Regions from separate parts of the Homo sapiens genome. Here region 2 is linked to region 1. Evidence: read pairs that join two places in POLR2A ChIA-PET (ENCODE). Cell type or tissue: GM12878. All regions are shown on one strand. Region 1 overlaps AMPD3 (adenosine monophosphate deaminase 3). Region 2 overlaps IRAG1 (inositol 1,4,5-triphosphate receptor associated 1).

Region 1 (2,500 bases):
CTGTAATCCCAGCACTTTGGGAGGCCGAGGCGGGCAGATCACGAGGTCAGGAGATCGAGACCATCCCGGCTAAAAACGGTGAAACCCCGTCTCTACTAAAAATACAAAAAATTAGCCGGGCGTAGTGGCGGGCGCCTGTAGTCCCAGCTACTTGGGAGGCTGAGGCAGGAGAATGGCGTGAACCCGGGAGGCGGAGCTTGCAGTGAGCCGAGATCCCGCCACTGCACTCCAGCCTGGGCGACAGAGCGAGACTCCGTCTCAAAAAAAAAAAAAAAAAAGTCCTCAATAATATACTGGCAAACCAAATCCAGCAGCACATCAAAAAGCTTATCCACCACGATCAAGTTGGCTTCATACCTGGGATGCAAGGCTGGTTCAACATATGCAAATCAATCAGCGTAATCCATCGCATAAACAGAACCAATGACGAAAACCACATGATTATCTGAATAGATGCAGAAAAGTCCTTCAATATAATTCAACACCCCTTCATGCTAAAAACTCTCAATAAATTAGGTATTGATGGAACGTATCTCAAAATAAAAAGAGCTATTTATGAAAAACCCACAGGCAATATCATACTGAATGGGCAAAAACTGGAAGCATTCCCTTTGAAAACTGGCGCAAGACAAGTATGCCCTCTCTCACCACTCCTATTCAACATAGTATTGGAAGTTCTGGCAGGGGCAATCAGGCAAGAGAAAGAAATAAAGACTATTCAAACAGGAAAAGAGGAAGTCAAATTGTCTCTGTTTGTGGATGACATGATTGTATATTTAGAAAACCCCACCATCTCAGCCCCAAATCTCCTTAAGCTGATAAGCAACTTCAGCAAAGTCTCAGGATAAAAAATCAATGTGCAAAAATCACAAGCATTCCTGTATACTAATAACAGACAAACAGCCAAATCATGAGTGAACTCCCATTCACAATTGCCACTAGGAGAATAAAATAGCTAGGAATCCAACTTACAAGGGATGTGAAGGACCTCTTCAAGGAGAATTACAAACCACTGCTCAAGGAAATAAGAAAGGACAAAAACAAATGGAAAAACATTCCATGCTCATGGATAGGAAGAATCAATATCATGAAAATGGCCATACTGCCCAAAGTAATTTATAGGTTCAGTGCTATCCCCATCAAGCTACCATTGACTTTCTTCACAGAATTAGAAAAAAACTACTTTAAATTTCATATGGAACCAAAAAAGAGCCTGTATAGCCAAGACAATTCTAAGCAAGAAGAACAAAGCTGGAGGCATCACGCTACCTGACTTCAAACTATACTACAAGGCTACAGTAAACAAAACAGCCTGGTACTGGTACCAAAACAGATATATAGACCAATGGAACAGAACAGAGGCCTCAGAAATAACACCACACATCTACAATCATCTGATCTTTGACAAACCTGGCACAAACAAGCAATGGGGAAAGGATTCCCTATTTAATAAATGGTGTTGGGAAAACTGGCTAGCCATATGCAAAAAACTGAAACTGGACTCCTTACACCTTATACAAAAATTAACTCAAGATGGATTAAAGACTTAAATGTAAGACCTAAACCATAAAAACCCTAGAAGAAAACCTAGGACATTCAGGACATAGGCATGGGCAAAGACTTCATGTATAAAACATCAAAAGCCATGGCAACAAAAGCCAAAATTGAGAAATGGGATCTAATTAAACTAAAGAGCTTCTGCACAGCAAAAGAAACTACCATCAGAGTGAATAGGCAACCTTCAGAACAGGAGAAAATTTTTTCAATCTATCCATCTGACAAAGGGCTAATGTCCAGAATCTACAAAGAACTTAAACAAATTTACAAGAAAACAACCCCATCAAAAAGTGGGCAAAGGATATGAACAGACACTTCTCAAAAGAAGACATTTATGCAGCCAACAAACATATGAAAAAATGCTCATCATCACTGGTCATTAGAGAAATGCAAATGAAAACCACAATGAGATACCATCTCACGCCAGTTAGAATGGCGATCATTAAAAAGTCAGGAAACAACAGATGCTGGAGAGGATGTGGAGAAATAGGAATGCTTTTACACTGTTGGTGGGAGTGTAAATTAGTTCAACCATTGTGGAAGACAGTGTGGCTATTCCTCAAGAATCTAGAACTAGAAATACCATTTGACCCAGCAATCCCATTACTGGGTATATACCCAAAGGATTATAAATCATTCTATAAAGACACATGCACACGTATGTTTATTGCAGCACTATCCACAATAGCAAAGACTTGGAACCCACCCAAATGTCCATCAATGATAGACTGGATAAAGAAAATATGGCACATATACACCATGGAATACTATGCAGCCATAAAAAAGATGGGTTCATGTCCTTTGCAGGGACATGGATGAAGCTAGAAACCATCATTCTCAGCAAACTAACACAAGAAGAGAAAACCAAACATCGCATGTTCTCACTCATAAGTAGGAGTTGAACAATGAGAACACATGGACACAGGGAGGAGAACATCACACA
Region 2 (2,500 bases), 170 kb after region 1:
CAACTCATAAAATCATAGTGTTCTTTCCCTCATCAGCTGACAGAATCGTTGAGCAAGCTCTGGGCAACTTCTCCTTTTCTGCAAAACTGTTTTGGTGGGAACATTCAGGTCTTGTGGGGGCTGTTTTTCACTCTATCAGGGACTGGGGAGACAGTAATCCAGGAGAGAGTGTGTGGGAAGATTCTAGGGGCCCTCTGGGGTGAATTCTGCCAGATTTTCATGCAGTGCACACACGCATCCCTGCTCCCATTCTGAGCTGTCAAACACAAGGCAGGCCTTCAAGAAAGCTTGGGAGAGCAGTAAGACCAAATAGCGTTGGCCAGACAACCTACTGGCTTAGGGGCTTCAGGGCCTCAGGCTCAGAAGCCACACTACCTTATGGTATACTTTTTAGCTGGATAACCTTGGGCAAGTTACCTTGCCTCTCTGTGCCTCAGTTACCTAATCTATAATGGAACTATCTCACAGGGTAGTTATAAGAATTAAACAAGTTGATATAGAAATAGGATTTCTGGATAAAGCACAGGATGCCCCAGTTATATTTGAATTTCAAATGTACAACAGATAATTTTTAGTATGTGTGTCTCAAATATTCCATGGACATAACTGTATTCTCTCTCTCTCTCTCGACTGAATCTTGCTATGTGCCCAGGCTGGTCTCAAATTTCTGGGCTCAGGTGATCCTCTCACCTGAGTAGCTGGGACTGCAGGTGTGAGCCACCATGTACAGCATATAATCATATTTTCATTTTCCAAATCTGGCAGCCCTAGATGGCAAGCCTGTGGAAGTGCACCTAGCACTGAGCAAATGCTCACTAAGCATTAGATGTTATGTTCCCTTATTATTCCCTTCGGGATTGAATTAATGACTTTGGCATTTGGTTTTGAAAAGATGGTTGCTCTTAGTTCTGGGTCTCCTCAACCATCTGGAGTTAAATTGGGAGAGCCCAGCCACTGTGGTCACGGCGCAATGGAGCATCTCTCCTGGGGCATCTGACCACATAAGCCCAAGTGATCAAGGACCCACCACCAAGGCCACCTTCACCCGGCTCCACTCCCTCTCACCCTCTGCCTCTCAAACCAATCAATGCCCTTTGTGGGTTACAGACATGGAAGCACAGAAACAAACATGGCTAGAGGGAATTGGCAGTTACTCAGGCCCACTGTGTGGTGGGCCCTGTCCCAGACCCCCCTCGTGTTTTCTCACCGAATCCTCCCAGAAACTCAGTGGGTAAACCTGAGGACACCACCTACAAATTGGGGGTGATAATGCCTCCCAAACTCATAGAATTGTGAAGAGGAAACGAGAAGATGAAAGTGAAGGCCATGAGCATGGGGTAGAAGATTGATATCTTTCTTTTTTCTCTTCTGCTTTTCTATTTTGATCTCCACTTTATCAATGCAAAAACTGACTTGTCCAGGGCTGTGCCGCTTGTAAATAGGGGAAGTGACTGAACACAGGCTGTGTCCTTCCCACGACACCACGCTACTCTTAAAGCTGCATCCCCAGTTTTTGGTCTCACCTCCCCTGGTTCCTGGTGCCCTGCTGGCCTCTGACACTCTTATTCTTCCAAGCTGCACTCTCCTTCACAGAAGGTACCTCTTCCTCCAGGAAGCCCTCAAACCAGCACAAGGCTGAACACACAGCTGGAGAAAAGGACAGCATGGGCAGAGGATGCCCTTGGCTCACTGCCCTTCTCACTCCTCCATGGGCCCAGCCTCCCTGGGGGTCCATTTCCCTTCCCTGGAATCAGCCAAGCACTGAGGGCTGGGTCATCTCCCAGCAAGCTCACCCTCTAATAAGCCAGCAGGCCACATTTTGTTCTCCTTAAATAAATCTTATAGAAACATTTAAATGTTTATTTCACTCATAGATTCTCAGGAATGCACAATAGTTTTCCTAACCGCCTGGGCACAGGGATAAATATAGGCCAGTGTCATAGATGGGAATATTAGCTTCCTTTCCCCAGAGTCACATGGCTAGGCCCAGGCTAGGAAACTGTAAGGAACACCCCCAGCCCCAGCTCCAGCCCACTCCAGCTCAGGCAGGCATGGGGGGTTTAGATCCTGTAGATGGGCGCTGGCAGACAGCCCAGGAGAGGAGGACCCTGCTGGAAGGCAATGTGGGCTAGTGAAGAAGTCGGGTAGGCCTAGACCAGAATCCCACCTGGGTGACCTTGGGCAAGTTACTAGTTACTAAACTTCTCTTTCATGGTCTAAAACATTACATAGAGCTAATAATCACTATTCTCTAGGCTTGTTTTAAGTATTAAATGAGAGAAAGCAATAATAATGACGGTGAAAGTGGTGGTGGTGGGTGCGTGCTGTGAGACTGTATCCCCAGATCCCTGTCTTGTAGCCTGGAGGGCAAACAGGGACTGCCTTGGTAGAGAGGAGATCCAGCAGCAAAAGCAGCCAGTGCTCTTACAACAGGATAAAAGGACTCTCTGGGCCGGGCACGGTGGCTCACGCCTGTAATCCCAGCACTTTGGGAGGCCGA

What was found. Peaks named below come from ENCODE experiments on the same cell type or tissue, not always from the same donor. Only the 100,000 strongest peaks of a DNase experiment are listed, where the experiment ranks them.
Region 2: POLR2A ChIA-PET joins it to region 1 with 6 read pairs; 2 of 35 experiments call an interaction of 5 or more read pairs at or near these places.

Annotation. Positions count from the first base shown.
Region 1 is chr11:10,469,780-10,472,279 of GRCh38, forward strand. The region is part of intron 2 of AMPD3 (adenosine monophosphate deaminase 3); the gene reads left to right. Among named protein-coding and RNA genes, the nearest start is that of AMPD3, 16 kb to the left of the region's middle. In GM12878, no CTCF peak of the experiment used is centred here; no DNase peak of the experiment used is centred here.
Region 2 is chr11:10,640,433-10,642,932 of GRCh38, forward strand. All of the region lies in intron 2 of IRAG1 (inositol 1,4,5-triphosphate receptor associated 1), which reads right to left. Among named protein-coding and RNA genes, the nearest start is that of IRAG1, 52 kb to the right of the region's middle. RefSeq lists enhancers at 1,502-1,551, 1,572-1,751. In GM12878, no CTCF peak of the experiment used is centred here; a DNase peak (open chromatin) is centred at 1,419; H3K27ac peaks cover 1,762 bases.